Linked DNA regions of Mus musculus: region 1 is linked to region 2. Evidence: chromatin loops called from intact Hi-C (ENCODE). Cell type or tissue: heart. All regions are shown on one strand. Links, peaks and the distances in the headings refer to the core of each region. The heading gives the core; the rest is flanking DNA. Region 1 holds the start of Kif22 (kinesin family member 22). Region 2 overlaps Qprt (quinolinate phosphoribosyltransferase).

Region 1 (15,988 bases), core at 3,883-11,882, 62 kb after region 2:
TTCTGCACCCCGGGGAATCTGTGATCCAGGTGTCTGGCAAGTACAAATCATACGTGAAGCAGATGATCTTCGTGACGGACAAGGGCCGCTACCTGCCTTTTGGAAAAGCCTCAGGCACAAGTTTCAACGCTGTTCCCTTGCATCCCAACACTGTCCTCCGTTTCATTAGTGGGCGATCTGGCTCTGCCATAGATTCTATTAGCCTGCACTGGGATACCTACCCTAGCCACTGCAACACTTGCTGAATGAAACCCACCTTCCTTTCTGTCAGGGGTGCTGTGTGTGTATGGGGGTGGTGGTGGTGAGAACTCCCTTATCACCAAGCCCCATGAAAGTATGCAAATAGCTTAATAAAAGGATATGGTTAAAGACAGTGTTTTTCCACATCCTAATTCTAGTAGAAATGTGTGAATCGTATTTCTGGCTTTAAAAAAAATGAAAATAATGTTTTTGAGACAGAGTCTCTCTACATAGCCCTGGCTGTTTTGAAACTCACTATGTATACCAGGCTGGCCTCGAACTCACAGAAATTGACTTTATTTCTGCCTCTGCTTCCAGAGTGCTGGGGTTAGAGGGGTGTGCCACCACGACTGGAGATCTACCTGGCTCTGCCTCCTGAGCGCTGGGATTATCATTGCCTGGTGGGGCTTTTCTTTATACATTATCAAAAAGAGACAATATTCTGCCTACACTGGCTCTTTCCAAAGATAACCCCTGAGAATTTTTCCTAATAATTCAGAGGCTAGGGTAAGGCTCAGTTGCACCAACTTGCTAAAACTATCTCAAAAAAAAAAAATCAAAAACAAAAGAGGAAATTCTAAGTGAGCCATAGTGGTGCACTATAATTGAGAGACTAGGCTAATCTGGTCTATATAGTAAGTTCAAGGCTAGCTAGGGCTACATAGTGAGACCCTAAGTAAGAGGCTAAAGGCGGAAGAAAGATTGTCACAGGTTTAAGGCCATCATGGGAGCATAGTGAATTCCAGGCTAGTCTTGAATACAGTGAGACCCTGTCCCAGATACCGGATGCATGAATAAATAGATAGGCAAGTTTACAGAGGAGAGGTCTTCATTGTGGGTAGTCATGAATATACGGGGTTGGTGAGATTAAGGGTCACTATAGAGAATCAACAAAGATATAAGCCACTTTAAAATAATTATTAGGCCAGGCAGTGGTGGCGCACGTCTTTAATCCCAGCGCTTGGGGGGCAGAGGCAGGTGGATTTCTGAGTTCGAGGCCAGCCTGGTCTACAGAGCAAGTTCCAGGAGAGCCAGGGCTAAACAGAGAAACCCTGTCTCAAAAACCCAAAACCAAACAAACAAACAAATAAATAAATATTATTAGGATCCCAGTTTCAAGTCCTAAAACATAAACAGTTTTAGTGGGTAGCAGTAGGGAGTTACTGAAGTCTGGGGTTACAGAAGTGTGCCACCATACCCCGTTGTGTGATGGTAGGTGAACACTTTATCAACTGAGCCATGTCCCCAAATGTCCCTTCTTTTAAACAGTTGCATGCAGGAGACTATGCCATTGATTTAATTTATTTATATGTAAATCACATAAAAATTCACTCCTTTAAAAGATGCGGTTTGGGTAGGAGTCTAGTCTGTGGCATATGCATATGTGTACATGTGATGCATGTATATGTGACGAGTGTGTGCTCACCTGCATATGTGTACATGTGATGCATGTGTGTGTGTGTCATGAGTGTGTGCTCACCTGCGTGGAGGCCAAATGTTGAGGTCAGGCATCGTCTGTTGCTCTCCACCTTTTTGAAATTTTTTCTTTTCTTTTTTTTTCTTTTTTTTTAATATTTGTTTATATTATGTAAGTACACTGTAGTTGTCTTCAGACACACCAGAAGAGGGCATCAGATCTCATTATGGATGGTTGTGGGCCACCATGTGGTTGCTGAGATTTGAACTCAGGACCTTCAGAAGAACAGTCAGTGCTCTTACCTGCTGAGCCATCTCTCCAGCCCTTTCTTTCATTCATTTATTTTTTCCTTTCTCTCTCTCTCTCTCTCTCTCTCTCTCTCTGTGTGTGTGTGTGTGTGTGTGTGTGTAGGCAGGTACACACAGCTGTGCACATGTGTACATGGACAGACCACACCATCACTACGTCCCCTATCAGTCTCCACCTTAATAGTTTTGAGGCAGGGTCTGAAGCCCATTGTTTTATGAGGCTGGCTGCCCAGAGACCTCCCAGAATCTCCCTGTCTCTGCTCCCCAATGCTGTAGTTGGACATTTGAATGGCCATGCCTGGCTCTTATGGGGTGCTAGAGATTTGACTCCAATCCTGTTGCTTTTACATCCAGTGTTCTTACCCCCTGAACCATCTCTCTAGCCTCACAGGTTAGACTTTTGCAAAAAACATGTATTTGAAGAAATTTTTCATTTACTTAAAAAAAAAAAGGTTTGGGCACTGGAGAGATGATTCAGCAGGTTGCTCTTGCAGAGGACCTGGATTCAATTCGCTACACTCAAATGTAGTGTCCATATAGACAAACAGGCAAAACACTCACACACATTAAATAAAATAAATAACACTTGACATGGTGGAGTACATCTTTAACCCCAGGACTGGGGAGGCAGAGTTGGGCAAACCTCTTCGAGTTTGAGGCTAGTCTGATCTACATAGTGAATTCTAAGACAGCCAGAGTGACATAATTTGGGGGCACGCAGCTCTGGGTTTACTCCCTGGCACTACATAGAACCAGGTCTAGATCCTCATCACTTTATTCTTAATTTTGGGCTGGGCTTTTCAACATCTTCTCCATCATACAGTTTAAAACTAAGAAAAGGTCGCCTGTGAAGACGGTAAATGGACTGTTTGATGTCGCACACTTCAGAAAAGACCTACTGGCTAGCAGAGTTGAGGCTGACATGCCCAAGGTGGCAGTGGTGCTGGTGTGGAGAGTGACCCTGCGGTGGCAGAAGTGCAGGCACCACACTGTTGGAGCTGATTGGCCCCAAGGTGTGCTACAAAGGCATGGCGGACCATTGCATGCAGATTTCTCTGCGAACAGAGTATCTTTCATTTGTTGGAGTGGCAATTTGGCAAATGTTGATATTTTCTAACACAAGCTTGAAATTTTGTTTTTAAGGACAAGTACAACTATTTCTATATAGAGTTAAAGAGACAGTTCAGCAGTCTTGTTTTGTTTTTAATGCACCTGGCTGTGGTGGTTTGAATGAGAATAGGAACCACAGGCTCATATATGTGAATACTTAGTCATGAGGGTGTGGCACTATTTGAAAGGATTAGAAGGATTAATTTGTATGGCCTTTTGTTAGAAGATGTGTGTCATCGCTTCTCGGCCTTTTGGCTAAGATCAAGTGTAGAAGATGTGTGTCACTGAGGGTGGGTTTTGAAGTTTCAAAAGCCTATTTCATCCCTCTTCCCTCTGTCTATAGATCAGAATGTAGTTCCTAGAGTCTGCTTGCATGTTGTCATGCTTCCTGCCATGGTTTAATGGACTAAACCTCTGAAACTGTAAGCCAGCCCCCAATGAAATATTTTCTCTCATTATGGTTGCCTTGGTCATGGGGTCTCTTCACAGCAACAGAACAATGACTAAGACAGTGGCTCAGCTCTGGTGGGGCTGCTGGGCAATAAGCTTAGATGTGGACAATTCACTGGGTTCTGCTTGAATTCTGTTAGGTGTTGACACTGGAAAAGTTCTGCTGAACAATTTAAGGGTTTAGGCAACTGTATAGTAAAAACAGCAAGACCAGATGGAATTATTGACTTATAAATATTAAGCTTAGTGTTTCAGTTCAGTGCACCAATGCTCACCAAGCCTCTTATTTTGGAACTTACACTGTAGTAAGGGCTTATTGCCAGCACTAAAGGAAACACTATTCTCATCTCCATCGTCACTGTTCAAGTGCACAGCTATGTGCAGTGGAACACTCTTATTCTTTTGACGTAGAAACTGTGTGGTGCTGTAGACTGGAGAGTCAGACTCCCTCGAGAAAACACACTTATGTAAAGGCACAGCTGCGTTTTCCCATGATGCCTTCTTCAGCATCCTTCCTACATGGTACAGGGGGTGTTTTCATGTATTTTGCTGCTACATTATAAATTTGAAGAATTATTTAATATTGGTAATAGAGGTTGGAGGTGGTTCATCATGTTAGCTTGAGAACTGTATTCACTGAATTTTCATGAGACATACAAATTACGAAGCTGCCATGGATATATTTTGATGGTGTCCTGTTACTATCAATATTTCTTGAGAGATTGTTTGGAATTCCAGCAGGAGAGCACAGTTATTTTCTAAACCCTTGGCTGGAGAATGGCTCTCATCTGTTCACGAAAGGTCATTCTCTTCAATCAAGCATTCAGTGACAGAGGAGAGGGACACTGGCTGATCAATAGAGTGATGACACGGGCAGATTGTTTTCACATCCCATTGTCAGAACTTTTTTAAAAGATTGATTGATTGATTGATTTAAAGTTCTATCTGCATGTACACCTGCATGCCAGAGAGGGCACCGGATCCCATTATAGATGGTTTTGAGCCACCATGTGGTTGCTGGGAATTGAACTCAGGACCTCTGGAAGAGCAGTCAGTGCTCCTAACCACTGAGTCATTTCTTCAACCCCTTGTCAATATTTCTTAAAGTGCTAATTCTGAAATAAAGCCAAATCTCTTGTCAAGGATTTAAATACTAAAAGTAAGGGAAATATAGGTGTCCTGTTTAGCTTTGCCAATTTGACATAGCCTAGAGTCATCTGATAGGAAAACCTCCATTGAGAAAATACCTACATTAAATAAACCCATTGTATGTCCGCAGATAGGGAAGTCCCTGGATTGTTAATTGGTGAAGGAAGTTCCTGGCCCACTGTGAGCAGCACCATCCCTTAGCAAGTGTTCCCATGCTGTATTAGAACACTGGCTAAACTTGAGCCTGAGTGAGCCACCTAGCCAGTAGCATCCTCCACAATGCTTTGATATATGCTTCAGTGTGGAATGATTAAATAGCAGATCTATGCTTATGCACTGTTTTGTGCAGTGAAAACAGTTAAGATTTATGCTTTCTCGATGGACAATGGCTCATACCTTTGATAATAGCATTAGAAGGCTAAAGGCCAGGGAATTGCTTAGAATGTGAGGCCAGTCTGACACACAGTAAGATCCAATCTAGCCTAGAATATTGAGTGAAAGCATGTAGCTGGAATTTGCTATTTTGTGGGTTTTTCTTTACACACACACACACACACACACACACACACACTGTTTCCTAACACTAGATAGGAGAGAAACAAGGTTAGAGGGGAAAGAGGAAGCCCATATTCTACACCTGGGATTAAAATGAAAACACATTCTTATAATATTTTTGTGTTTTGTAAGGAACCAAAATTTCAGAATTCTCATTACATGAACCTGCCCCTCCCCCCTGGAAAAAAAATGCTGGGTGATGGCGTTTGTCTTAAATCCCAGCAGAGCAGGAAGATCTCTTTGAGGCCAGCCTGGTCTATAGAGTTCCAGGACAGCCAAGTTTACACAGAGAAACTCTGTCTTTTTTTTTTTTTTAAGATTTATTTATTTATTTTATGTATATGAGTACACTGTCGCTGTCGTCAGGCACACACCAGAAGAGAGCACTGCATCTCATTACAGATGGTTGTGAGCCACCATGTGGTTGCTGGGAATTGAACTCAGGACCTCTGGAAGAGCAGTCAAGTGCTCTTAACCACCGAACCATCTCTCCAGCCCCAAGAAACTCTGTCTTGAAGACAAAACAACAGCAACAAAAGGCTGAGCCTGGTGGTCCATAACTATAACCCAAGCACTCGGAGGGGTGGGTCACCTCAGTTTTGATGTCGGCCTGGTCTACACAGAAAGTGCCATCCCATCCATCAACACACAAGGTGTATCTCAAACACACACACAACTACTCCTTTAGCAGTTATGGGGGTGTGCGGTACTATAATTACCCAAACTGTTCCATGTCCCATGGCTCTCGTTTCCCTCCTGTCAGTCTGTTCCCTTCTCAGCCACCCCCCTGTTTAGCCTCTGAGAACCTTCCTTCTGCTCTCCACTCCCAGGAGCCCCACATTCTTGTTCCATATGTAAATGAAGTGACACGCTTTTTGTCCTTCCTTAGCCTGGCTTTTTTCATTGAGCATAATCTCCAAGTTCATGCGCGTCGTTACAAACGGTTGGATTTAGGACTAAAGCTAGGATAGATAAACAAATTATTAGTGTCTAAATAATGGCGTTCCAGTGATGGGGAACTCTGTATATGTAAAGTAAAAAGAAGGCTGAGTGGGCCTTGGGATGCCAGCACTTGCTGTCTGGCAGCAGTCAGAGGAGAGAGGAAGCTTTAGGAAGCAATGGAAATGAGGAGTGATGCACAGAACAGGTAAGGACATTGAATGGAGCGCTTACTGCCAATGCTTAATGCTTAGCTACCAGGACATCATTAATTGAGACAGAGTGCCTGGGAATTTCAGAAAGCTGAAGCTAAGCTGTAGTTGATACAGATTGACTGGGAAATGAGAAAATATTTGGAGCGTATGTTTGAGTCTAGAATGCCAGACAAAAGGTCAGTTCTTGAGGACACCAAATCTGGGCCCCCCTCCCCATCTGATGAGTCTACACACATTTTTGTGTGCTTTGCCTTCAATAAATTTCAAGGTTAGCCTAGTCTACATAGTAAGTTCGAGGACAACCAGGGCCACTTAGAGAGACCCCCATCTCTAAATAAATAAATAACAGCAACAACAAAACATTCAGAGTGGTGCAAAGTTTTTACATATCAAACTGAAAGTTTGCTTTTAAGAATTCAGAAGTAAGACGGGCAGTGGTGGTGCACACCTTTAATCCCAGCATTTTGGAAGCAGAAGCAGGCAGATTTCTGAGTTCAAGGTCAGCCTGGTCTACAGAGTGAGTTTCAGGACAGCCAGGGCTATACAGAGGAAATCCTGTCTCGAAGAAGAAAAAGAAAGGAAAAAAAAAAAAAAAGAATTTAGAAGTAATAACCAAAATGTCAAACAGTCCAGTTTCCATTTCCATGGTAATGAAGTTAACCTTAAGTCACTAGACTGTGACCAATCAGTTCTTGATTGTGTGAAATGCCGTCTCATTCTAGACCTGTAAATTGTGCTAGTCAATATCTTTGAATTTAGCTGGGTGTAGTGACACACAACTTTGATTCCTGTCTTTAGTCCCAGCACCAGGAAGGCAAAGACAGACAGGTCTCTGTGAGTTTGAGTCCAGTTTAGTCTACACCATTCTGGGACAGCCAGGGCTACCTAAAGATAATCTGTCTCACTGTGGTCCTTCATGGTTAGATGGCAAAGTGTTGCAGCTTCCAGGGCAGAAGAGCGCAGGTCTTTGTTAGTTTAAACCCAGCCTGGTCTACATAGTGAGTTACAATGTTGCTAGTTAGAGACCCAAAGACCACCAAAGTCTGGTTTGACAATCTGTATTAAGTCGCTAGAAAATTCCTGGAAAGAAACTCCTCACAAAGCAGTCTCAACTGCATTTTACAGAAGCTTTTAAAGGTAAAGAGCACACAAAAACTACATCCTGTTTGGCAGTTGCAGGGCAAAGGAAAGCAAGCAGTTTAACAGAAGCCAAACGCATGCAATTAGCTGGGGGCATTTTGTCCCAAGATTCTAAAACAGGGCTGGGAACTTTCCCACAGTAAGAAAAAAAAAAGGGGTGGTGGTGGGGGAGTCAAGTTCAAAGAGGAACTTTTTGCCTTCTCACACCAGGACAGCCAGGGCTACAAAGAGATTCTGTCCGCTCCAAAAGGCAAAAATTGTATTCAGAGCTGGGAACTTTGAATATAGAATCAATCAAGTGCTTTCAGAAGAAAAGCTGAGAAGGAAAAGTCGGGCGAAAGTCTGCATTTAGCCAATTCCAACCTGGCAATTCAAAAGCCTGAAAGTGCAGGGACCTCAGTTACTGACCATTTAGTGACAGACTCCAGGGCCCTATCCCTGGGAATATTTTGCTTTCGAGACCGGAAGTGAGCCCGAGACGGCGGAATTACGGTAAATTAGAACCGAAACTTCCGGCGGCACGTAGCTGCGATTGGTCGAATCTGAGAGGGAGGCGGGGCCCCGGTAATTCAAAAGAGAGAAGCGGGCCGAAGAAGGGAAGGCTATGAGCTTAAGGGCTAAGACGTGTCCGCAGCGACGGGAGATGGCGTCGGCCACCTCAGGTACGCGGGCCGGGAGGAGGGAGCACCACTGCGTGAGACTTACAGAGTAGCAGTGGTCCCGGAAAATCCAGCCGGCGCGGGGCGGAAGGGCGAGGGGACGCTGGCTGGCGGGCGTGGAGGTGGGCGCCACCGCACCCTGTCCTCTATTCGCTGCCTTCGGCGGTGTAGAGGGGGTTGAGACCCTGCCGAGGCTCCAGCTCCTGTCTAGAGCCTGAGCGCTAATGTGTGCGCTTCAATTTGTGTCATCTGTAAAGCCGGGCAGCCACCCGTCTGTAAAGACTGAGCAGCGAAGAGCCTCTTTATCTGTCTGTCTGTCTGTCTGTCTGTTCAGAGATCCCACTCCGACTGAAGGCTGTGTGAGATCACACGGCAAAGGAAAATCCTTTCCCTCCAGCCTTGGAACCGGATGCTGTTTTCCTGGTGAAAAGGCTGGCTGCCAGGAGATTCCAAATCTTTCCTAAGACGATTTGCGTATGCGTGTCTTTCCTCTTTCTATAGGCCGAAATCTGGCCTGTTTGTTTGGCTTTGGGGGAGGCAGACCTTTAGGAGAACGCCTCAGCCAGGCAGTGCTGCAAGCATTTTGTGATGAACCGTTTAATGTTGTACAGAGCTCTGAGGTCATGACTGTTAATGCCCTGTCTTTAACAAAAAGCTTTAATTTTATCAATGTGTGCCACCTATGTGTGGATCTCCGCAGAAGCCAGAAGTGTTGGACCCTCTAAAGCTGGAGTTACTGGCAGCTGTGAGCCACCAGATGTGGACCCTGGGAACCAAACTCAGAACCTCTAGAAAACTAATAGGCACTCAATTTCTAAGGCTCACCAGCCCCCTGTACTTGTGTTTTGACAAGAGGAAGCAGGCATAAATGGGGTAGATAGCTTCTTCAAGATAGCACAACTAGTAAATATTGGGAATCTAAATTCACACTCAGGTAGTTACACTGTAATGCCTCTGCCCTTGACAGTTATGTCCGAATACAGACTCTGAGACCCAGGGTGCTTGGTATGTAGTAAACGTTAAAGTGCTGAAAGACTGTTAGCCCTTTCCAAGAAATTACAATCATTTTCAAATAGTCCCATAAACAAATGTAGTATGAGGAAATACATTGGTAGAAAAGCATAAACTTGTAGTGTAGAATCTGAAACAAACCTTTGGGTATTTTGAGAAATCTTTATTAAGAAATGGTAATTGGAAGCTGAGTGGTGGCGCACACCTTTAATCCCAGAACTCAAGAGGCAGAGGCAGGTGGATCTCAGTTCAAGGCCAGCCTGGTCTACAGAGTGGGTTCCAGGACAGCCAGGGCTACACAGAGAAACCCTGTCTGGAAAAACCAAAATAAGAGAAGGGAAGAGAGAGAAATGATAGTTAGGACTGAGAGAGGAGCTGGGTTTAGTGCTCTGTAATTCCAGTAACGGTCCCGTTCACCAGGCTTGGACATGGTGCACATACTTTCGTGCCGAATTTTGAATTCCATTAGTCAGATAGGATTCAGACCGAGAGACTGATTGCCTCCTGGATCTCCATGCAGGCAGGCAAAACACGTACATAAAAAGATAGTGAAAATGGTAGTTAAAGTGGGTTCAGAGGTTGGGTGGACTTTTACTCAACCTTGAAAATATCAAAAAGAGCAAGCGTTGCTTAGCAATAAAAGAGGCCAGGAAGATTGTGGTGAATGGTTGTCTCTTCCTAGTAGAGAGGAGCAAGCTGGGAGCACCGCTCAGCGGTAAAGTCCTTGTCCCGGAAGCCTGAGGACTGAGTTTCATCCCATGTTGAGGAACACTAGGGTTTGATCTTTGGCCTCCATGCCCATGTGCATTCGCACATAGGTGTGGGTGTGCACAAACAGAAGAAGAATTAAAACCTACCACTGGTGTGATCCTCACACGCAAAAGGCCAAGGTAGGAGGATTGGGAGCTCAGGGCCAGCTTTTCTCAAAAAACAAAAACATATTTAAGAAGATAGAGCCAGCCGGGTTTGGTGGCGCATGCCTTTAATCCCAGCACTTGGGAGGCAGAGGCAGGCAGATTTCTGAGTTCGAGGCCAGCCTGGTCTACAAAGTGAGTTCCAGGACAGCCAGAGCTATACAGAGAAACCCTGTCTCGAAAAACCAAAAAAAAAAAAAAAAAAAAAGGTAGAGCCAAGGCTAGCAAGATGGCTCAGCTGCTAAGAAAATTGGATGTTCTTCCAGAGAATCCTGGTTGGGTTCCCAGCACCCACATGGTGGCTCACAACCATCTATAACTCCAGTTTTGGAAGATCTGATGCCCTCTTCTGGCTTCCACGGTCATCGGGAATGTATGAGGTTCTCTTAGGGTTATCATTGCTGTGATGAAACACAGTGACCAAAAGCAAGTTTATGTGGCTTACACTCCCACATTTTAATCCATCACTGAAGGAAGTCAGGACAGGAATGCAAGCAGGGTTGCAACTGATACTCAGGAGCTGATGCAGGGGCCATGGAGGGATGCTGTTTACTTCATCCGCTCACTCTCCGTTCACCATGGCCTGCTTTCCTACAAGACCCAGGACTACCAACCCAAGGATACTGACACCACCCGAGTCAGTCACTAGTTAAGAAAATGTTCTACAGCTTTTTCTTATGGAGGCTTTTGCTCCACTGAGATTGCTACCTTTCAGGTGACTCCAGTTTATATCAAATTGATATAAAACTAGCCAGCACAGTAGCACACAGACATACATAACATCAGAGAAATTTTAAATTAAAAAGAGTTAACAGGTATTGATGACTGTGGGAAGAAAGAAAACAGTTAAAAATTCTTCTTGTGGGGGGTCTGAGCTATTTGTGGGTGTTAGCAAAGTGAGGAAACAGTTGCAGAGATGGGCAAGGGAAGAGTTTAGTACAGGTGGAATTTGAGGTACCTAAGAACATCCAGGAGAAGCTAGATGGTAGCTTGGGCGGAAGCTCTGCCAGCCAGAGACAGCTCTTTAATAGGAAGTGCTAAGGAGGAGTCATCAACTTGAAGATGGTTTGTTTTTTTGTGTTTTTTTTTCCGGTTTTTCAAGACAGGGTTTCTCTGTATAGCCCTGCTGTCCTGGAACTCACTGTGTAGACCAGACTGGCCTCAAACTCAGAAATCCTCCTGCCTCTGCCTCCCGCCCGAGTGCTGGGATTAAAGGCGTGCACCACCACCACCCGGGTGAAGATAATATTTTTAAAAGGAACAAAAGATAATTGGTGCCAAGAGAGCAGGTGACTGTGCCTGTGAAGTGAATCTGAGCTATCTCACCTAGGGACGTTTGTACCCCAGTGAACATGTGGAAGCGTCTGGAGACGGTTTGCTCATTACAACTTGGAGGTGAATAAGGAGAGTGCTACCGGGGTTGAACAGTTTACAGTGTGACAGCCTCGAAACAAAGAACTATACAACTCAGAATGCTAGTAATACAAAAGTTGACAGAGGATGGGACATAGGGAAAGCATTTAATTAAGATTGCTAAACTGAGGAATAGTCAGGAAAACTAATAAGATAACCAGGGAAATGGATGGCTGGGAAACTTGTCTCACAAGTGTGCTGGGTTTTGAATTCCTTCAGGAAGGAGGTCAGGGTTCAGACTCAGGCACTGAGTGTCTAGCACTATAGAGGCCCCTTATGATCGCAAAACAAACCAACCAAACTGAAACAATTTTAGAATAAATGATCCAGGCTTGAATCTCTCTGAACTTTGTTATGATACTTTCCAAGATAAGATAAATTATTATGAGCCTGGCGTGGTGGCGCACACCTTTAGTCCCAGCACTTGGGAGGCAGAGGCAGGTGGATTTCTGAGTTCAAGGCCAGCCTGGTCTACAAAGTGAGTTCCAGGAGAGCCAAGGCTACCCAGAGAAACCCTGTCTCCAAAAACAAAAACAAACAAACAAAAAAAGACTTATTTATTTTATATATGTGAGTACACTGTAGCTGTCTTCAGACACATCAGATCCCATTACAGATGGTTGTGAGCCACCATGTGGGTGCTGGGAATTCAACTCAGGACCTCTGGAAGAGCAGTCAATGCTCTTAACTGCTGAGCCATCTCTCCAGCCCCAGAGATTCTTTTTTTTTTTTTTTTTAACCTGTAAATAGAGGCTTGGGGCTGGAGGGAGGGCTCATCTATAAGATCTCATGCTGCTTTCCAAAGGACCTGAGTTGGTTCTGAGCACCTGCATTGGACTGTTCACATCTTCTATACCTCTAGCTCCAGAGGACCTGACTCTCGATTCCGGCCTTGGTGGGCACCGCTCTAGGAGGGGCATTCATTCAAACAGACATATATCATAAATAAAAAATAAGGATTAAAAAAAAAACTTTTGTGTTTTTTGACAATAAAAAATAGTTTAGGATTTTTTTCCAATGACTAAATCACTGGAAAGAAATGACGAGTGTGTCAGATAAGAGTTACACGTCTGTATCTTTGTCTTGTTTGCCTTTTGTATTTAACTAAATGATCAACAAGTCATTTCAGTAAAACCCAGGACTTTTCCCTTTTTATTGATGTGTGTGTATGTGTGTACATGGGGGGGGGGTGCCCATAGCGACCAGAAAAGGATATTGGCCTCAAACTCAAGACATTTCTCCTGGCCTGGCCCCCAGGTGTTTACCATGAACCTAACCTGGGTCCTCTGTGTAAGCAACAAGTACTCTTTTTTTTTTTTTGGTTTTTCGAGACAGGGTTTTTCTGTGTAGTCCTGACTGTCCTGGAACTCACTTTGTAAACCAGGCTGGCCTCAGAAATCCGCCTGCCTCTGCCTCTGGCTCCCGAGTGCTGGGATTAAAGGCATGTGCTACCACGCCCGGTTGCAACCAGTACTTTTAATCACTGAGCCATCTCTCCAGCCCTTGCTTGGTTCTGTCAGTGTCAGATGTAAAGTCTTAGAAGGAGGAGAGAAGGAGGGGGGAGAGGAGAGGGAGAGGGAGAGGGAGAGGGAAGGAGAGGAGACGAGAGGAGAGGAGAGGAGAGGAGAGGAGAGGAGAGGAGAGGAGAGGAGAGGAGAGGAGAGGAGAGGAGAGGAGGTCTTAGTCCTTTAGGGTATTCCTGTGATTGGCAGTTCACAGTGGGGCCCAGCACTGTCTGAAACCTTGTTAGAAAGACAATCTCAGATTCATTCAGAGACTTATGCTGTTTATAGATTTAAACAAAATCTTCCATGTTATTTATGTATATATCACACTTGGAGAATTCTGCTTTGTGTCTTGTGTCCACCTACCCTACTTATAGAGCAGAGAAGGAACTGGCTTACTTGAGGGACGCCCACAGCACAACTGTGATGGTTTGTATATGGTTGGCCCAGGGAGTGGCACTATTTGGAGGCGTGACCTTGTTGGAGTAGGTGTGTCACTGTGGGAGTGGGCTTTGAGACCCTCATCTTAGCTGCCTGGAAGCCGGTCTTCTGTTTGCTGCCTTCAGAATAAGAGGTGCAACTCTCAGCTCCTCCAGCCCCACATCCGCCTGGATGCTGCCATGCTCCTGCCTTGATGATAATGGACTGAACCTCCGAACCTGTAAGCCAGCCCCAATTAAATGTGGTCCTTATAAGACTTGCCTTATGGGGCTAGAGAGATGGCTCAGTGGTTAAGAACACAGTCTGCTCTTCCAGAGGTCCTGGGTTCAATTCCCAGCAACCACATGGTGACTCACAACCATCTGTAATGGGATCTGATACCTTCTTCTGGTGTGTCTGAAGCAGTGTACTCAGATACATAAATAAATCTGCCAGGCGGTGGTGGCGCACGCCTTTAATCCCAGCACTTTGGGAGGCAGAGGCAGGCGGATTTCTGGGTTCGAGGCCAGCCTGGTCTACAAAGTGAGTTCCAGGACAGCCAGGGGTATACAGAGAAACCCTGTCTCAAAATAAATAAATAATTCCAGGACAGCCAGGGGTATACAGAGAAACCCTGTCTCAAAATTAATTAATTAATTAATTAATTAATTAAATAAAATAAAAAATAAAAGAAATAAATCTTAAAAAAAAAAAAAAAACTTGCCTTATATATAACAACAGACACCATAACCAAAGTAACTCTTGTAAGGACAACATTTAATTGAGGCTGGCTTACAGGTTCAGAGGTTCAGTTCATTATCATCAAGGCAGGAACATGGCAGCATCCAGGCAGGCATAGTGCAGGAAGAGCTAAGAGTTCTACATCTCCATCTGAAGGCAGCAAGCAGAATACTGGCTTCCAGGCAGCTAGGATGAGGGTCTTAAAGCCCACATCCACAATGACACACTTCCTCCAATAGGTCACACTTCCTAATAATGCCACTCCCTGGGTCAACCATCACAACAACCATGATGAAAAGAGCTTCCCCCTAAGTAAGAGGCACCCCTGGACCTTCTAGCAAAGTAGATTCCCATTTCTCTGTGCTTCTCCAAATTTTAACACCTAAAACTGGTCTATTGCAGGACCTGGCCGCTGTGTAAGCAAAGGAGGGCTTGGCCGGCGTCCGCCTCTAGCTCGAGTAAGGGTGGCTGTGCGGCTGCGCCCGTTTATGGATGGAGAGACAGAAGCGAAGGAGCTCCCCTGTGTCCGAGCCATAGACAGCTGCTCTCTTGAAGTGGCTAACTGGAAGAAATACCAGGAGACGCTCAAATATCAGTAAGGTTCAGGCTGATCCTCCACCTCGGCCTGCGCGTTTGTTACTCTCACTGGGTTTCTGAGATCTCTCTCTCTCTCTCAGGATCCTGTTCCTTGCTGTCACTCAATCCTTCCTCCAGTTATTTAGATGTTAATGGTGTGAGGTGAGTGCTGTGGAGAAAGACTAGAAGTTGAACAAAGGAAGGAAGGAGCAATGTGGCTTCAAATAAGTTCTAGAAAATACAGGGGAAGGGCAGGAAAGCAGACCTGGCAGTCAACCAGAGAAGACCATTCAGATTCCGGAATGGCAAACAAGACGGGAACTACACAAAAGACTTACACTTGGCCTGTTAGTCTGGCCTAGAGGGCTATAAACCACAGACTGCATGCAGGTCAGATCCAACCAAAGTCTTCCATTTGGTTGTTTCATTTTTTTGTTTCTTTGGATTTTGTTCTTTTGAAACAAGGTCTCATAAAGTCCAGGCTGGCCTTGAACTACTGATCCTCTTGACTTCCCTCCTCAGTGCTGGGATCCCAGGTGCTGTGCTGACATGCCCAGCACAGTAGACTTTTCTGTAAATAAAGTTTATCATTTGTTTACAAAACAATAGGTGCTTAACTAGCCTTAGAATTAAGGCATGTTTACACAAAACCTAAAATATTTATTATTTGCTTCTTTATAGGAAGTTAGTTTACCTCAGTGCTAATCCCTTAGCAATTAGGCTTCTGGCCCTTTCCAGCTCTCTCTTGTCAGCATGCACTGACTCACTAGGCCAACCTTTTATTTACCCTGTTCCAATGCTACCTCAAGGAAAATACTGGAAAGCCCTTTCACACCATGTTGTGTGGGTGCTTGTCACAGGGCAGGAACTAACTGCCAAAATAACCTAAATAAGGACACCACCAATATCCAACTTGGTGAGCCAACACGTTTTATTTGGGGTTATTTATAGGAATATGGGTTTATAAGCAGGTAAATGACCCATAGACAGCTGTATCACCAGAGCCCACTCCAGCTCACAGAGATGGAATCCTGGAGCACGTGGCACAGCCTGCAGGCAATGAGCCTCTTCCAAGCAGCTCAACTGGCCTCTGTTTCTCCAGCCTGCTCTGCTCTCTGAACCCTGTCTGCTATGTCTGGGGAGGCAGTTGTTCACGTCAAGCTCAGGACATACTTCCGGAGTTTAGGCTCCCCTCCACAGAGCACTGCCTCTTGTCCCTGTGTCCT
Region 2 (15,988 bases), core at 5,128-13,127:
TCTTGGAGGCTAAAGCTTCCCTATGCAATACACCACGTTTTCTTCATCTGCCCTTCTGTTAATGCGCACTGGGGCTGAGTCCATGACTTGGCAGGACATGAATATGCAATGAGCACACGTTCAACCCTCACCCCTCTGAGTCTGAGAGCTGAGCCCAGCCAGGATCTGCAGCAGACTTCAAGTACTGCATCACCCAGATACATCCGGGTTCTTGCTGCAGCTGCTGCTGCATTTTAACATTTTAACATGTTCTCTCTCTCTCTCTCTCTCTCTCTCTCTCTCTCTCTCGTGTGTGTGTGTGTGTGTGTGTGTGTGTGTGTGTGTGTGTGTGTGTGCCATCTCTGGTTCTGAGCACTCTTCTTCACATAGCAGTCTTTGCCAGGATGTGAGGGGGACTTGGAACACTTAGATACCTGGGATCTCCCCTGGCCTTGCTCCCAGATTCTGATGCAGTTGATGTACAATGAGCCTGGGCAGCTAAGAGTTAAAACGACCTTTTCAGATGACTCCGGCCATGCCTTAGCTCACACCCACCCCTCCGCCTCCACTTCCTCACCTCACTGTGTCATTTTTTTACTGTGATCTTGCAACTCTGTTTCCTTCACACATGGGGGGGGGGGGTGTGCTTCAGCCAAGGCCTCTTAGTCGCTAAATTGCTAAGTCCAGTGACCCACTTTCTGCCTTCCACTTTGCACTATTTATTGAATCTTCTCCCCACAACCCCCAAACATCCGCTCTTGACTTTTCTCTATGCGTCAACCACACCTCTGCCTGCACCTCCTACCAAGCTATGCTCAGACACCATGCCCACAGTCTCGTTATTCCTCACCCCAGTGTCTCTTGGGAACAGACCCATCTTCCTACGCTGTCTATGCACCATTGATGTTTCTGAAGAGCATCTCCCCCAACACCTGCAGACAACCTCCTGGTTCCCTCCCCAGCTGTGCTGCTTAAAGCCTTACCACCCGGCACCATAGGAAACACTGAGATTGGTTTCTGTGCTTTTGAAATGGGAAGGACACCTGTTGGAAGGCTCAGAGCAGGCTGCCCTTAGGGACTGTGGCACCGTTCCCACCTTCCTCTCATGTTCCCCTTGCCCAGACTTCTCTCCTGAGAAGACACCTGAGGTCTGTGTTCAACCACTTGGAACAGGAAACCACAGTCTTGACACCTAGCTGTTGCCACTTTGGGTCGGCTCCCAGCTCAGACGCAGCTCTCATTTCTCCTCCTTTCCCTTCTGACACTGCTGCCTAACTTTGGAGCCCGACAGCTTTTCATTGCTTGCCTCAGCCTCCCTTTGTCTCCCACTCCATCTTCAGTTGGTGGGTAAGGCGAGCCTTCTAGAGAAAGCATAACCGCATCACTTCACTTCCAGTTCTGTGGGCCCAGATTCCCAAGCGCCTCAATCCACTTAGACTCTGGCAAACCTCCTGTTTCTCCAGCCTCACCCCCCTCTTCCTGCTTTTCTGCTCCGAATCCCGCCAACCCAGACACCTCTGCCTGGCAAACATGATTTCTCCTTCCGGGTACACACAGGCATCTCCTCCAGTGCTCACCACGCTTGGGGAAGGCTTCAGTCATTTCTTTAGTCAACACGCCTACTGTTTGCCAGATAACCTCCCTCAGAGCTTAGAACCAGGGTCTTTGCATCATTATCCCTGTTACAGACAATAAGTTGCGTGCTGAGTCACTCCACCAAGTGGGCTCTCTGCTAGCACAGAGCCTACTGCACACTTGTTAGAGCAGTGTGATCTTGTCAATATTTGGCTTTTAAAATTTTTGTTTGTTTGTTTGTGCTGGGCAGGCAGTGGTGGCGCATGCCTTTAATCCCAACACTTGGGAGGCAAAGGCAGGCGGATTTCTGAGTTCGAGGCCAGCCTGTCTTGAAAACCACCCCCCCCCCCAAATTTTTTTCTTTTGTTCGTTTAAGGACAGGATTCTATGCATCCCTAGCTATCCTAGAACTCTAAGACCATCCAGGCTTCTAACTCACAGAGATTCACCTGCTCTGCCCCGTCCTCCCCCCCCCCCCCCGCATTCCCCCCTTCCCCCCCCCAGTGCTAGGATCAAAGGTGCATGCCACCACGATGAGCATTTGATTGCTTTATTTTATATTTGTTTGTTTTTGAGACAAAATTTTACACAGTCACCCACAATGCTTTGGAATGTATACGTAGCCCAGGCTGTCCTCCGCCTTGTTGAAATCTTCTTACCTCACCCTCCCATGTGCTGGGATTGCAGACCTGCGCCCCCTGCTGGGCAAGTGACTGGACTGCAACAGAAGACTGGACAGTGTGGTGCACATCACTGGGACTTCTCACCTAGCAGGGGTCTGTAGAAAGATCTGAGAGGACAGGGCTGGCAGGAGCAAGGCGAGAGACTGTGAGGCCCAGGCACTATGCGAACCAGCTCATGCTGAGGTCTGAGAGAGACAAGGAGACCCACCCCCAGCTCCATGGCAGCTGCTCAGTCAGGAGTTGAATGGGAAGTGGGGTGAAGCAGAGAATGCAGCAGGTGCAATGGGTGCGCACTGCAGTTTTCACAGTGACAGAGCTGTCAAACACAGCTGAAGTGGCTGGGAGGTGATCGTGCACGAATTTAATCCCGGCACTCAGGAGGCCGAGGCAGATGGGTCTCTTGAGTTCGAGGCCAACCTGATCTACAGAGGGAGTTATAGGACAGCTATGGCTATACATAGAAACCCTCTCTTGGAGAAACAAACAAACAATCAAACAAAGCAGAAGTGGATAGAACTCTCACCCTAAGGCAAGAACTCAAAATCGAACTTGAAGTACAGTGTAGACTAGCAGGAGTTTACAGCCCAAGAGCACAGAAGGGGTCAATGGTGCAGAATTACTGACAGGAAGTCCTGGGGATAAGGAGGCCTTCTGGCTAAACCAACCCAACAGGATTCTCATGAAAACTGCAATTCAGAGACCAACATGGAAATCCAAAAGCATTTGGGAAACCGAGGCAGGAGTGCCTGAAGTTCAAGGCCAGCTTGGGTTCCATTGTAAATTCCAGGACAGCTTGGGTGAAAGGGGGGTGGGGGTAGAGGGAACCAGACAGATTGCGTGAAGGCTGCGGCTCTTGTACAGACCAACAGGTGGCAATGTTGCACCGTGTCTGGGTTCTGTCTCTGCAGCCCTGGAGGCTGAAAGGCCCTTCAGTTGATGCCACACATTGAGGTGAAGGGCAAACCATTAAGAGAAGCCATGGAGCCACCCTTCACCCCCTCACTACCGTCTCTGGAACAGGACATACCCGAGCCTAGTTTGCAGCTGCACTAAGGCTTCTTGTTCTGAACCTGGGGCCACCTCGTTGCCGGCACCCTCAACCTGTTTGTCTTTTCTCTGGTTCTCTCTCTGTTGCTGTAAACACCTGGACTTACAGCTTTATATAATACTTGGTGTTCGCTGTGAGTGAGGCTCGGTGGTCGAGTGTTTTCTAGAAGCTCAAGGACCTGGACTAGATCGCCACCCTGAGTAAAGCACTTGGTGTCCTGGAGACGGCTAGGAGGAAAGATACAATTGCTAAGCCTTCTGGGTAACACAGATGGAAAGGAGGCAGGGCACCCTGCAGGCGTGCACAAGTCGGTTGCCCATGCTGTTAAATATCGAGGGCCTTGGTGGTGTATGCGTGTGACCCTCAGCACACAGGAGGTTGGATAGCTGGGACTCCAGGCTATCCTGGCTACGTAAGCAAGCCATGTCTCCAAAGAACAACAACATATTAAATATCTTGTTAGTAAGTAGCTTTGGACCCAACAGTAGGTTGAATGCATAAAATACAAGGTGCTAAGTGTTTACATAAAAGTTGTTAAATGTGTCACCTGGCACATACTATACAGAAAAATGATCTGAGCAACTATGTAATCAGATTTTATAACAAAGCAGAAAGGAGGTTGGCGGGAAGAGGAAGAAGAGGAGGAGGGTGCTGTCCAGGGTACAGAACTTCAATTCTGCGGGAGGAATGGGTTGTGTGAGTGTTAATACTGCTGGACTCAGATGTGTTAAGAGGGGTCACCTCTCCTTGTTTCTTTAACTGTAAGTCAATTAAAGCTAAAACCAAGGTGAGTGACGGGAGATGACGCAGTGGGTAGAGAAGCCCGCTGCTAAGCTTGGCAAACTGAGTTAGCGTCCCAGGACCTACCCGCTTTAGAAAACCAACTCTTGCAAATTGTCTTTTGACTGCCACTCAAGACCAGTGACATCTGCATGCACATACCACATAAACACCCCCACACACACACAATGTAAAAAAAAAAAATTACAAAAGGGGGCATTGTGATAATACGAAGGAGCAAGCACCCGCTTCTACATTTTTAATTTATTATTGTTGTTGTTGTTATTGTTGTTTTTGCTATTCTGAGACCTGGTCTGCTGAGTTCCTCCTCTTCAGCCCCCAGAGTGTGGAGACTCTTGGCAGGCACCACCAAGCCCAGCTTCCTTATAAAACTCTTTGATACCTATTCCAAGTTTAACTTTAGCTAGTTGCAGAGTACTTTTATTTACTCTGACAACCTGGTCAGCTTGGAGACCCCAGACTCTGCCCCAGCCTGGCCCCTGGGAGTCCTATCTCCACCCTGACTGGCTAGTGTCCTACTGACCATGCTGTTAAAAACCACGGTGCAGCTTCTGGCTACAAGGGAGGAAGTGCAAACCCGACAGAGGTCTCTCTGCTTCCTCCCCAGGCCTGCAGCTCCTGTTACCCCCTACAACCTTGGCAGCCCTGGCGAACAGCTGGCTGCAAGAGGACTGCCCGGGCCTCAATTTTGCATCCTTGGTTACCGGGTCGGCACCCTCGCAGGCTGTGCTGTGGGCCAAATCTCCTGGGGTTCTGGCAGGGCGACCCTTCTTTGACGCCATCTTCACTCAACTCAACTGCCAAGTGTCCTGGTTCCTCCCGGAGGGATCGAAGCTGGTACCTGTGGTCAAGGTGGCAGAGGTCAAGGGACCTGCCCACCACCTGCTCTTGGGGGAACGGGTGGCTCTTAACACCCTGGCCCGCTGCAGTGGGATTGCCAGCGCGGCAGCGACAGCTGTGGAGGTGGCCAGGAGCACCGGCTGGACTGGACACGTGGCGGGCACGAGGAAGACGACACCTGGGTTCCGACTGGTGGAGAAGTATGGGCTCCAAGTAGGCGGGGCAGCATGCCACCGCTACGACCTGGGAGGGATGGTGATGGTGAAAGACAACCATGTAGTGGCGGCCGGCAGCATGGAAAGGGTAAGTGCCCCACTGAGCCTCTGTTCTCACTGTGGTCCTCCACTGACAGGCATTTCAGTCCCTCCACCAGAGACCTGCCTGGTGACAAGTGGTCCCAGCGGCAGGGATGCCTCCAAGTCTTTCTGTCTGTAGATGGAGGAGGCTGTCTTCCTTTTTATGTGCGATTCAAAGCACAGCTCTCTGGGCCCCCCAGGATCCAGGGCCAGGCTACTCAACCTTATCCTCTCTCTATTGGCCTGGCAGGCAGTGCTGAAGGCTCGGCAGGCAGCCGGGTTTTCCCTGAAGGTAGAGGTGGAATGTAGCAGCCTGGAGGAGGCCTTTCGGGCAGCAGAGGCTGGGGCTGACCTGGTAATGCTGGACAACTTTAAGCCTGAGGTGAGATGGGATCCAACTTCTGGGCAGGGCCAATGGGCAATGTTGGGATGGGGGTGGGGGTTTCTCATCTCCCCCTGGCTTCTCTCTTACAGGAGCTGCACCCCACAGCAGCTACACTTAAAGCCAGATTCCCCAGCGTGTCGGTGGAAGCCAGTGGGGGCGTCACACTGGACAACCTCACCCAGTTCTGTGGGACACACATTGACGTCATCTCGTTGGGAATGCTGACCCAGGCTGCTCCAGCCCTGGATTTTTCCCTCAAACTGTTTGCTGAAGGAGATACCCCAGTGCCTCACGCTCGCCGGTTCTAAAGCCGAAGAAGATGCCACCAGAATGGACTACTGCGGCTTGTTGGGCACCTTGGGTCACATGTCTTTAGATTCAGAGGCCAATAGGACATATCTAGGCTTTTTACCTAGGCTTCCCACTAGCTCTGCCATCTCCAGCTTGTGTGACTTGCCAGGGCTGACTTTGATTTTGCTTGCCTCGGTTTTCTCATCTGTGAAATAGGTCTAATAAATAAAATCAACAGCCTTACTGGGCTGTTGATGATAATAACTACTACACAATGAGTGGTTGGTAAAGGCTAGAAATTAACACCGCTCATCTAACCTAAGACATATATTTGTTATCGAACACTAACCTTCTGGAGAGGTGGCCCCTTTAGCAGATGGTGTTTCAAAGTAAGACTCTGGCAACTGGCAGCTGACATCACATGGCCTATCTGTGTGGCTAGGGACACATGGCAAGAAACAAGCTGCTAGCACAGCCCCAAGTGCTCTTTTCTGTCTCTGTGGTGTTAAGGATGGAGCCAGGGCCATGGACAAGTGTCCTAGCGCTGCTGACCTCAGCCCTCTCTCTTCTCTCCCTTCTCCCTTCTTTCCTGTCTCCCCCATTCCTGCTCTGCCTCACCATGTAGCCTAGGCTGGCCGTGAACTTCTGGCCTTAGGTGTGCTCCTGACTCGGCTGCTTGCACTGTGCTCTCTGCACCTGGCTTACAACAACTCTTTCCACACATGTACACTAGAAGCCATGAGTAGTAATAAGACATTAGAAATGCGTGGCACTTCTTTGTTGTTGTTGTTGTTGTTTTTCGAGACAGGGTTTGTCTGTATAGCCCTGGTTGTCCTGGAACTCACTCTGTAGACCAGGCTGGCCTCGAACTCAGAAATCTGCCTGCCTCTGCCTCCCAAGTGCTGGGATTAAAGGCGTGCGCCACCACTGCCCTGCATGGCACCTCTTTATACCAGGAAGGATCTTATATTTGAAGGGGTGTGGTATCAGATTTGCCATCCGGCTGGGACATTTCCCTGACTGATGTCTGAGGAGCTACCCTGACCTCGTCTAAGCCTAGATCCTAGGGCAGATCCAGGAGGAACATGTCCATGACAGGTCCTAGGTGCTGGCGGTCCCAGGAGCTCCCTCTGCCTCTCAGAGCCCACTTCTCCCCCTTGGCCACAAGGAGAGGATACATTCAGCTCTTGGCCACAAAGACCCTATGTCCTACCTGGTGTCGCTTAGTGGGGAGGTGTGAAGGCAAACACTAAGCCCACTGCACAGTCCAGAGCCCAATAGACTGAGGCCTGCTTTATTCATGGCCCTGCCCTTGGAGGGTGGTGCATCAGGAAGTGAAGATGTACTTGGCAGAGATCCTGGACAGAGCCGGCCAATATTCTGAACCAAGGGGGCCATTCTCATGGACACAGCCTGAATGTGTCACATGGGATAGTACCCATTGTCTCTCACCCATTCCTGGTCCCCATTCTTCCTGCAGGGGCAGCATGGATGCTCTTAGCAAAGTGGACTAACTCCAGAGACCTTTGGTCTTTAAAAGCCCCAACTCCTTACTTTTGAAGAAGGAAAACGGAGTCCCTGCAGAACTGGGCACTGCTGGGTACCAGTGCAGGAAATGTGAGCCCGGAGGAGGAGGGGTGAGGGGAGGCACGGGAGCTCTGGTAACCAGAAAGTCCTAAATCTGGGATTTCGGGTGGTATCAGGGGCAGCAGTGAGAATTAAGCTTTAGGAGACCCAAACTCATGTGCTGGAATCTAAAATTAGGGGGTGAGTCCGGAGCAGACAGAGGGGAGTGGACTGCACTGAGGGGGAGCATGAATCCCACACATGTCTCTTCCACAGGATTGCTGTTACTGCTTTTAGATGTAAGGTCTCATTAGCTCACATAGTCTCTGCTGGCCTGGACCTCACTGTGTAGCCAAGGCTGTCTTTGAGCTACTAGTCCCTAAACCTTCACATCCCAAGTGCTGGGAAACCAGCAGAAGCCACTATGCCTGGCGAGTGTTGCAATTATTTCTTAAGGACTCTGTCAGGCTGAATTTTAAGGTCAATTTTGAACTCAGAAATGGATAGACCCTTCCAGGATTCTCTGAACTCTGTGAACTGGGAAGGGATTCTATTACTGGAGGAAAGCAAGTAAGACTCCAGGCAAGCCAAAGTAGCACTTGCTCTCCTCATAGCAGAGAGGGAGGTGCCGGGTTTCCAGGCAGAGGCAACTGCATGGGCAGAGGCCCAGAGGAAGGTAATGGCTTGCATTGTGTGCTGAATTGGTTGACGCTGGGCCCTGGAAAACAAGATGACTAGGGGATAGGCTGGCTCCAGACCACAAAATGGTAGGTCAGAGGATTTGGACTGGGTCCCAAGAACAATCGGATTCAAGCTAGAAAATAAGCCAACGCAGATTCGGTCCCCTGAAGAAGGATGCAGGCGGAGAAAAGCCGGGTGGCTGCAGGGAGGTGAAGGGATGCTGCCTGGGGAGGCTTGGATGAGGGTCTTGCCAGTGAAGCAGGCACCAGTGTGGGTAGAGCAGTGGTCCTCAACCTTCCAACTGCTGTGACCCTTTAATGCAGTTCCCTGTGTTGTGGTGATCCCCAATATAAAATTATTCTTGTCGCTACTTCATAACTGTAATTTTATTATCGTTAGGAATCTATGCAGGATATCTGATGTGGGACCCCTGTGAAAGGGGTCCTTGTGGGTTATTCAAACCCCAAAGGTGTCATAACCCACAGGCTGAGAACTGCTAGAGTAGAGGCTAGACTCTTTTGGAGGTCTCAGGGGGCAGAGAGAAGACATGGCAGAAGAGGAGTGTCCCCTTTCACTGGGTGGTGGGTTTCCTGTTCAGCCTGGGGCTACGGTTAGAGCACTTCTCAAGGCTGCCCCATGCCCAGTGCGAAACCCATTTGACAACTGGCCGAATTGACTGGATGAGTGAAGGTGACTACTGCCATCCTCTGTGACATCATCAGTGCACCTGGAGGATGAGAAGGGTCCCATCCCTCAGTTAATGATGGGGGAGGGGCGAGGTATCAACATCTCCGTGTTACCCACAAGGAAACTGGCTTACGGAGCCAAGAGCATCGCTGGAGGTTACATATCAACACGGTGGTGGGGCAGCATTCGGAGGCGTTCTTCACTCCTTCCGTGGATGTCTGGCACTACTCAAAACAGACAGGGAGACTTGTCCTTATGGCGATGTGTCTGGGTCCGGGGTTGGGGCGGAGTCCAGAAGAACAATGGAAAAGCAGTTCAGGAAAATTCATAAAAATGGCCTTATGACCACCAGAGGGCAATGTAACCCCATGGCTTGATTTCCACCCTCTTGGGGATTCAAAAAGACAATAGGCCAGGTGGCCAGGAATACAAAGTGCAGCAGCTGTTCCGGAAGACAGGGCTAGAGCTGCTGGAGCTGTTTGTTTGTGTTCACAGCACTCACCAGGCAGAGCCGGAGGATTGCCAGTTCGAGGCCAGTCAGGTCTATATAGTTAAGCCTGGACTGCAGACTGGAACCCTCTTTCAGAGGAGAAGAAAGCCAGGGCTGGGCCTAGTGCCTCAAGTCTATAATCCTAGTACCTGAGAAACTGAGGCAGGAGAATCACATTTTGGAGGCCAAAACGGGCTGCATAGACCTTGTCTCAAAAAAGTAAGAACAAAACAAAGAGACTTCACTCAGGAAGGAGTAGAAAGCTAGGGGAATCCTTCCACCGACTTGCCAGCCCAGTCTTGTCATCAGATATTCACCCCAATGTCGAAGGTAACCTAGTGCTGTGCTAAGCCCAGCTTGGGTGGCAACCTCATTCACACACAGGCCCATCTGCTCTCCTACTCACCTACCTACACTGCCATCTAGTGAACCCTGTCCCACCGTTCAACCTAGTCACCAACAGAAGCTAAGTTAGGCCAGAGCAGGGAGGTGTTCCTTCAAGGACAGCAAGAGCTCAAACTGAAGCTGAGAGAGATTGCTTCCATGCCCAGGAGTCCCGTGCCAAGGCCACGGAAGGGAGGAGGCATTTAAAGCCATCAGGACCTCTTAGCAAGCCAGAACATTTCTGGAAACCATCTTGCGTTTAAAAAAAGATCTCTCTGTTGTGTTGATGGAGCAGACACACATTATTTATCACTTGCTCTGGAAGGAGGTAAACATCTCCAACTGCTGCTGCATCCCCTGGCTTTGTTCCTGTGGTGTCCCGAGTGATCGATCATTGTAGACAGCTCCCAATATTTCAGCTCTGAAGCCTTGGGTAACTCAGTTCTGTGAGGCCAGATTCTGAACTACAGAAAAATCTCATCACTGGATCATTGGTAAATTTGCACCCACCCCTGCGCATAGCAGGCTTCTTCTGATGGTGAGGGCAGTCTTTAACATGTTCCAGTCGGTGGAAACTGGCAGAGCCCTTAAAGGAACCATCGGGTGAGGGGATCATCCTGATGTAGCTCTAGTGTGGTGGGCCCTGGGCAGCCTCTTTCTCTAGTGCTTCAGTTAAAAGATTCAGGAGTCCTACAGAGCAGCCCCAGACCCAGCATGGTAGAGTTTCAAGAGGCTGAGGCCAAAGGATCAATGCTGGCCTGGATTATAGAAAGAGCCAGTCCTAAGAAAACAAGAGCTGGAATGTAGCTCAGTGGCAGAGTACATCCCGAGGGACATACACACATACGATGTACATACATACGTACATACACACACACAGTGGACATACAGATGTGTATACACATGGTGAACATACATATGGGCAGACAAAACATCCGTACACATAGAATATAATAATTAAAAACAAAGCAATCAACAACAACAGCAAAAACCCCAGTGTTTTGCTTTGTGGGTATGTATATAAACCTTGCATGCCTGGTGCCTGTGGAGGTCAGAGGTCAGATGCCCTGGAGCTGAAACTACAGACTGTGGTAAGGAACCATGTGGGTGCTGGGAACTGAACCCAGGTCCTCTGGAAGAGCACCCAATGCTCCTAACTTGGGAGCCATTGCTCCAGCCCCTCAAGCTGGATCCTTGACTATAACACGGAAATGGATTTCATGGCAAGCCAGAATGAAGTTATGTTATCAGATTTATTAAGATAAGGGTAAGGGAAAGTTTGATGGTGCATATCTTTAGCCCCTGCACTCAGGAGACAGAGGCAGGGGGAATCTGTTAGTGTGAGGCAAGCCGGGACTACATAGTAAGACCTTGTCTCAAAAAAAAAGATAAGAAATATTATGCATTCTGTGTTTAAATCTGAGCTTTGAGAGGAAGAGGGAGAGAACAGAGAGACAACAACTCAGAGACAAAGAGACTGAGAGATTTAAAGGAGAACACTATACACTTAAGTCTTGAGACCCAGAGAGCTTTTCACTTTGGTGTCTTTACAGATAGGGTTTTGTGATTTTTTTTTCCAAGTTATAATTATTCAAAGGTTGTCATTTCAAAAAAGAATCACAACTTCCCACCATATGTGTTCCAGGGTTAAATGCAGATTATCAGGCTTGGTGGCGGTGCCCTTAGCAGTGGAATGATTTTATGTCTCTAGCTTGGTTTTTTGTTTGTTTGTTCTGTGTTATTTTGAGACAAAGTCTCACTGTATAGCCCTGGCTGACCCGAAACCCACTACGTAGAGCAAGCCTGCCTCAGACTCAGAGTGACTTGCTTGGTTCTGCCTCTCGAGTGCAGGAATTAAAGGCATGCCCCACCACCACTGTGCCACCCGGCTGGCTTGTTGCTTTTAGCAACCTCACTGGAAACCTCTGTAGGAAGACAGATGTCACCGCTGTGGCTAGTTTTACCCCAGACTCAGGGCCTCTATTCCCTCCTAGTCCCTGTAATTTTCATCTTTCTGTTTTTGCTTCATTGTATACAATGCTGATGATTGAATTAAGCTCTGCACACATCGATTTACATGGTTACTGATTTCTTCTGTCTGACTCCAATTTTTCACCCTTTAGCCACAGCTCCCATCTCTCCCTAACCCCAAGCTGAGAAGCTGAGATGTCCTCTCTCCTCCCTTCTGCCTCTGTGAGCCAGGTTGTTTCTGCTGGAAATCAGTCTCTAGAAATGAGGTCGTGGCTGCAGCCTCTCTGCCTAGGTGCTTGATGCTTTGCAAATATTGACCCCTTATCAAATGCTGCTTGCAAATATTTTCTCCCAACTCTATATTGTCTCTTCATTCTGCCTCCTTATGCCTGCTAATCTTATATTGCTTGTCAGATAAACACCAGACCTACACAGGATTCTTATGATAATGATATCTTTATGATAAGGAGTGGACATCCTGTCTCCAGTTAGTCATGCCTGTTACTGGGACAAGCAAGGTCTTCCTGAGTAGTTTACCTCCTTTCATGACCTCTGAGTGTTCTAATCTGGCAGGAGCTGCCCTGGCTTTGTGTCAGTCCTGGCACTGGCTTGGTTAATCCTGCAGGTGGCTCTTTCCCTGGCCTTGAGTAGCTTGCTTTCATGTACACACACACACACACACACACACACTTGATTCCTTGCCGAGCAGTTGAGAGAAATCCTCTAACAACTGGGGTTCCAGGCTTCTCAGCTCTTTCCTCTGGAACCATCTCCAAGCCTCTGCCTCAGTCTCTCCTCTCTCAGCTCTCTCTCTCCTGCTCAGGGTCCTCTAGGCAGCTCCTCACAAACCTGCTTGCTTTCTCTCTGGAATCTTGTTGCTCTCCTCATTCGTTGCCTGTGGTCTGTTGCTTCCTGAGTTTTTGTGGCTTCGCGGTGGTGGCTGCAGAAACCCAACTACTGATGCTCCATTCTGCCCCGAAACTGGAGTCCCAGATTCCAGGAGTGAAATTGCAGATGATTCCAGAGTGCTCTCCAGGTGAACGCCACAGACACACTGTCTTTCCTGCCTCAAAAGCTTTTCTCCAAGCTGACAGTGGTGGCTCAGCACTCAGGAGGCAGAGGCAGGTGGATCTCTGAGGTTGAGGCCAGCCTGGTCTACAGAGTGAGTTCCAGGACAGACAGAGGTACATAGGGAAACTATGTAACTCTGGCTGTCCTGGAGCTCACTAGGCAGATATGCAGACCAGGCTGCCCTTGAACACCCAAAAATCTGCTGGCCTCTGCCTCTCGTGTGTGTGTCACCATGCCCAACTATTTCCTCCTATTAAAAACCATTTTGCTTTATATCATAAAACGTGTTGAAAATATTTCTTCTTGAACTCAGTCTCCCAATGCCAATTTTACCATTAAATTTTTTGCAGTCATTATAATTTCTAGAACCTTTTTTGGTTCTAGATGTCTTTCTTGGCATTTGAGTAGGTTGCCTGACGTTCAGGAAGTTGTGTCATTTGGTTAAGATGCCCCATTTCGATCAGTGGCTCCTGCTCCCTCCCCTGCCAGGAGGACATTTGGCAGTGTCACACTGTCACAGCTAAGAGGATGCTATTGGCTCCTAGCTGGTAGAGATGCTTTGAAATACCAAGAAAGCTTGTCACAAGGAACAATTATCTGTCTCAACATGTCTCTAGTGCAAAAGTGGAGGATAGTGATCTGAGAGCGGCTGCCCCGACTGTGACCACTAAACGCCAAGACAAGGGGCTCTGACCATCCATCCACTCTGAAGTCTTTCCAGACAAATTGTTCAGCTTTGACTGGTGATGGACATGATCCATATGGCCAAGATTTATTCCATTTAGATCTTAGAGGTAAAGATTTATAAACATTTAAGAAATTATTGTTTTATCTTATTTTACCTAAAAATCTATTTTTGTCTTCTCCTAGAAAAGTCAGAGAGATGAGCTGGCACATGCCTATAATTCCAGCACTCAGGAGATGGAGGTAGGACAGGAGGGTCAAGAGTTAGAGGCCAGACTGGGACACATCTTGAGGAGCAGGAGAAAGGTTGGGAGACATTCAGTAATGTACTTCTGTACACACGTGGGGACCTGAGTTCAGATCCCTAACATTCGCCTAAAAGTCAGGTATGCGGGCGTACGTCCTTTAACCCTAGCATTGGAGAGGGGGAGACAGGTGGGTCTCAGAAGCTCACTGGCCAGCCAGCCAGCCAATTGGAGAACCCAAGTTCAGTGAGAGACCCTGCCTCAAAAAATGAAGTAGAGAGTGGTTAAAAGAGACATGCCATCCACCTCCAACCTATACACATCTACACACACGCATTTGCATCTACACACTTATATGCACTGATTCACACAAACAGGGGCATAGTTAAAAAGACAGAGGGGGGGAGTGTTTACTGAGGTTTAGGGGTGAGCATTTCAGCAGGCTCAGTTTAGATACGTGGTGGTTAGCACTGATCACTTGACAGGATCTAGAACCATCATGAAGATAAACATCTGGGCATGTCGATATTGGCGTTCTAACTGGGTTAAGTGAGGTAGGAAGAGTCACCCTAGCTATGGGTAGCACTTGGGCTCAACAAAAAGGAACAAGTGAACTGAAAACCAACTTCCACTGATCTCTGCTTCCTGGCTGTCTTAGTCACTGTTCTATTGCTGTGGGAGAGACATCATGAGCAAGGCAACTCGGGAAAGAAAGCATTTAGTTGGGGGCTTTCTTATAGTTTCAGAGGTAAGTCCATGGCCACCGTGGCAGGGAGCATGGAGGTAGGCAGGTAGGTATGGTGCTGGAAAAGAGGCTGAGAGCTATTTTTTTGTTGTTGTTTTTTGTTTCTTGTTTTTTTTTTCAAGGCAGGGTTTCTCTGTGTAGCTCTGGCTGTCCTGGAACTCACTTTGTAGACCGGGCTGGCCTCAAACTCAGAAATCTGCCTGCTTCTGCCTCCTGAGTACTGGGATTAAAGGCGTGCGCCACCATGCCTGGCCTGAGGCTGAGAGTTTATATTTGATCCACAGACACAAGGCAGAGATTTCGAAATTCCTGAATGGCCTGGGCTTTTGAAATCTTATCACCCAGCCCCAGTGACACACCTCCTCCAAGGCTACACCTCCTCCAAGGTCACACCTCCTAATCCTTCCCAAACAGTCCACCCACTGAGAACCAGACATTCAAATAGATGTGCCTATGGTGGCTCTCATTCAAATGCCACACTGACTTTGGGTTAAATGTGAGCAGCTACTTGTGTTCAATGCCACACTTTCCACACCCTCAAGCTGGGAGCTGAAATAAACCCTCCATCCTTTAAGTAGTTTTTACCTGGTATTTTGCCACACTGATCAGACCAACACAAGATACAATGTGGAAAAAAGGAGACAGGAAGGTAACTAGGTACCGTCCAGTGAATTGTGAATGACCTCAGGAAGTGTGGGTGCCATACAGCCAGAACTCAGGAGGAGGGTAGGGACAGAAGTGGGCAGAATATGGATCGTTTGGGATGGTTGGGGGTGGGGCGAGAGGAAAGCTTCCCTGAGTGTGTGGAGGAGATAATTGTGAGGGAGTGGCTAGGTCTATCAAGGGAGCTCTTGAGTTTGAGAGACCTGAGTGTATGGTCCCTCATGGAAGGGAAAGGATGACTGAAGGAACACGAAGCATTTAGTTAAGGCATAGGTTTGACTTCAGGTTACAAACATCCACAGTGGTAGTGATATATATAAAATAAAACGTTGGGCTTTAACATGCACTAGCACTAGGTAGGCAATTCTGGGCTGGTGTGGTCTTTCATAGACCGTCCAGTTCCTCCGCTCTAACTGTTCAGCTGTCCCTAAGATATCATTGCCCGCAGCAGTGATGTTCCATACCATGTCTGAATTCTAGCCCAGTTACATAGCCATGCTTAGCTACCAGGGATTCTGGGGAGTGGGGCCTTCTTTTGGGTGGCCATGAAGCCAGTTACAAACCATACTGGTGTTCCTGCTGAATAAGAGAATAGATATATGGGGACCATATCTGCTGCAGCTGGAGGTAGAAACTCTGGGATCATTCAGGCAAAGGCAGCTGAAGTTGAAGCTCTGGGTAAAACTGACTGGGAAGAGCGTGTGGAGACAGAGAAGGGTTAGTCAGGTCTGATCCCTAAAAAAGAAGACAGGATGGGGGGGGGGTACCATAGGGTTACAGAAGCTGAGGGAAGAAGGTTCAAGACTGAAAATACAACTAATGCCCAGATGGGGAGATTGTTCAGTGGGTGAGACGGCAGGAAGGCTGTGAACTCAACATGTTCAAATACCAAAGGTTTGCCTG

The links. A loop is a pair of places that touch in the nucleus more often than their neighbours do. Peaks named below come from ENCODE experiments on the same cell type or tissue, not always from the same donor. Only the 100,000 strongest peaks of a DNase experiment are listed, where the experiment ranks them.
Region 1: it touches region 2 in a loop (2.2-fold over the local background); 8 of 42 quality-filtered maps call a loop at or near these places.

What each region holds. Positions count from the first base shown.
Region 1 is chr7:127,034,541-127,050,528 of GRCm38, reverse strand. Kif22 (kinesin family member 22) reads left to right here and starts at 8,109. Exons shown (of 14, transcript NM_145588.1): 1 at 8,109-8,185; 2 at 14,589-14,781. The coding sequence starts at 8,128. Zg16 (zymogen granule protein 16) reads left to right here. Exons shown (of 4, transcript NM_026918.3): 4 at 1-373. The coding sequence ends at 245. In heart, for the core only: no CTCF peak of the experiment used is centred there; a DNase peak (open chromatin) is centred at 8,048; H3K4me3 peaks cover 1,975 bases; H3K27ac peaks cover 2,024 bases.
Region 2 is chr7:127,097,950-127,113,937 of GRCm38, reverse strand. It overlaps Qprt (quinolinate phosphoribosyltransferase), which reads left to right. Exons shown (of 4, transcript NM_133686.1): 2 at 4,694-5,229; 3 at 5,473-5,604; 4 at 5,697-6,168. The coding sequence ends at 5,915. Among named protein-coding and RNA genes, the nearest start is that of AI467606, 15 kb to the right of the region's middle. In heart, for the core only: a CTCF peak has its summit at 9,189 (motif pointing right); a DNase peak (open chromatin) is centred at 9,147; H3K4me3 peaks cover 734 bases; H3K27ac peaks cover 1,292 bases; H3K27me3 peaks cover 528 bases.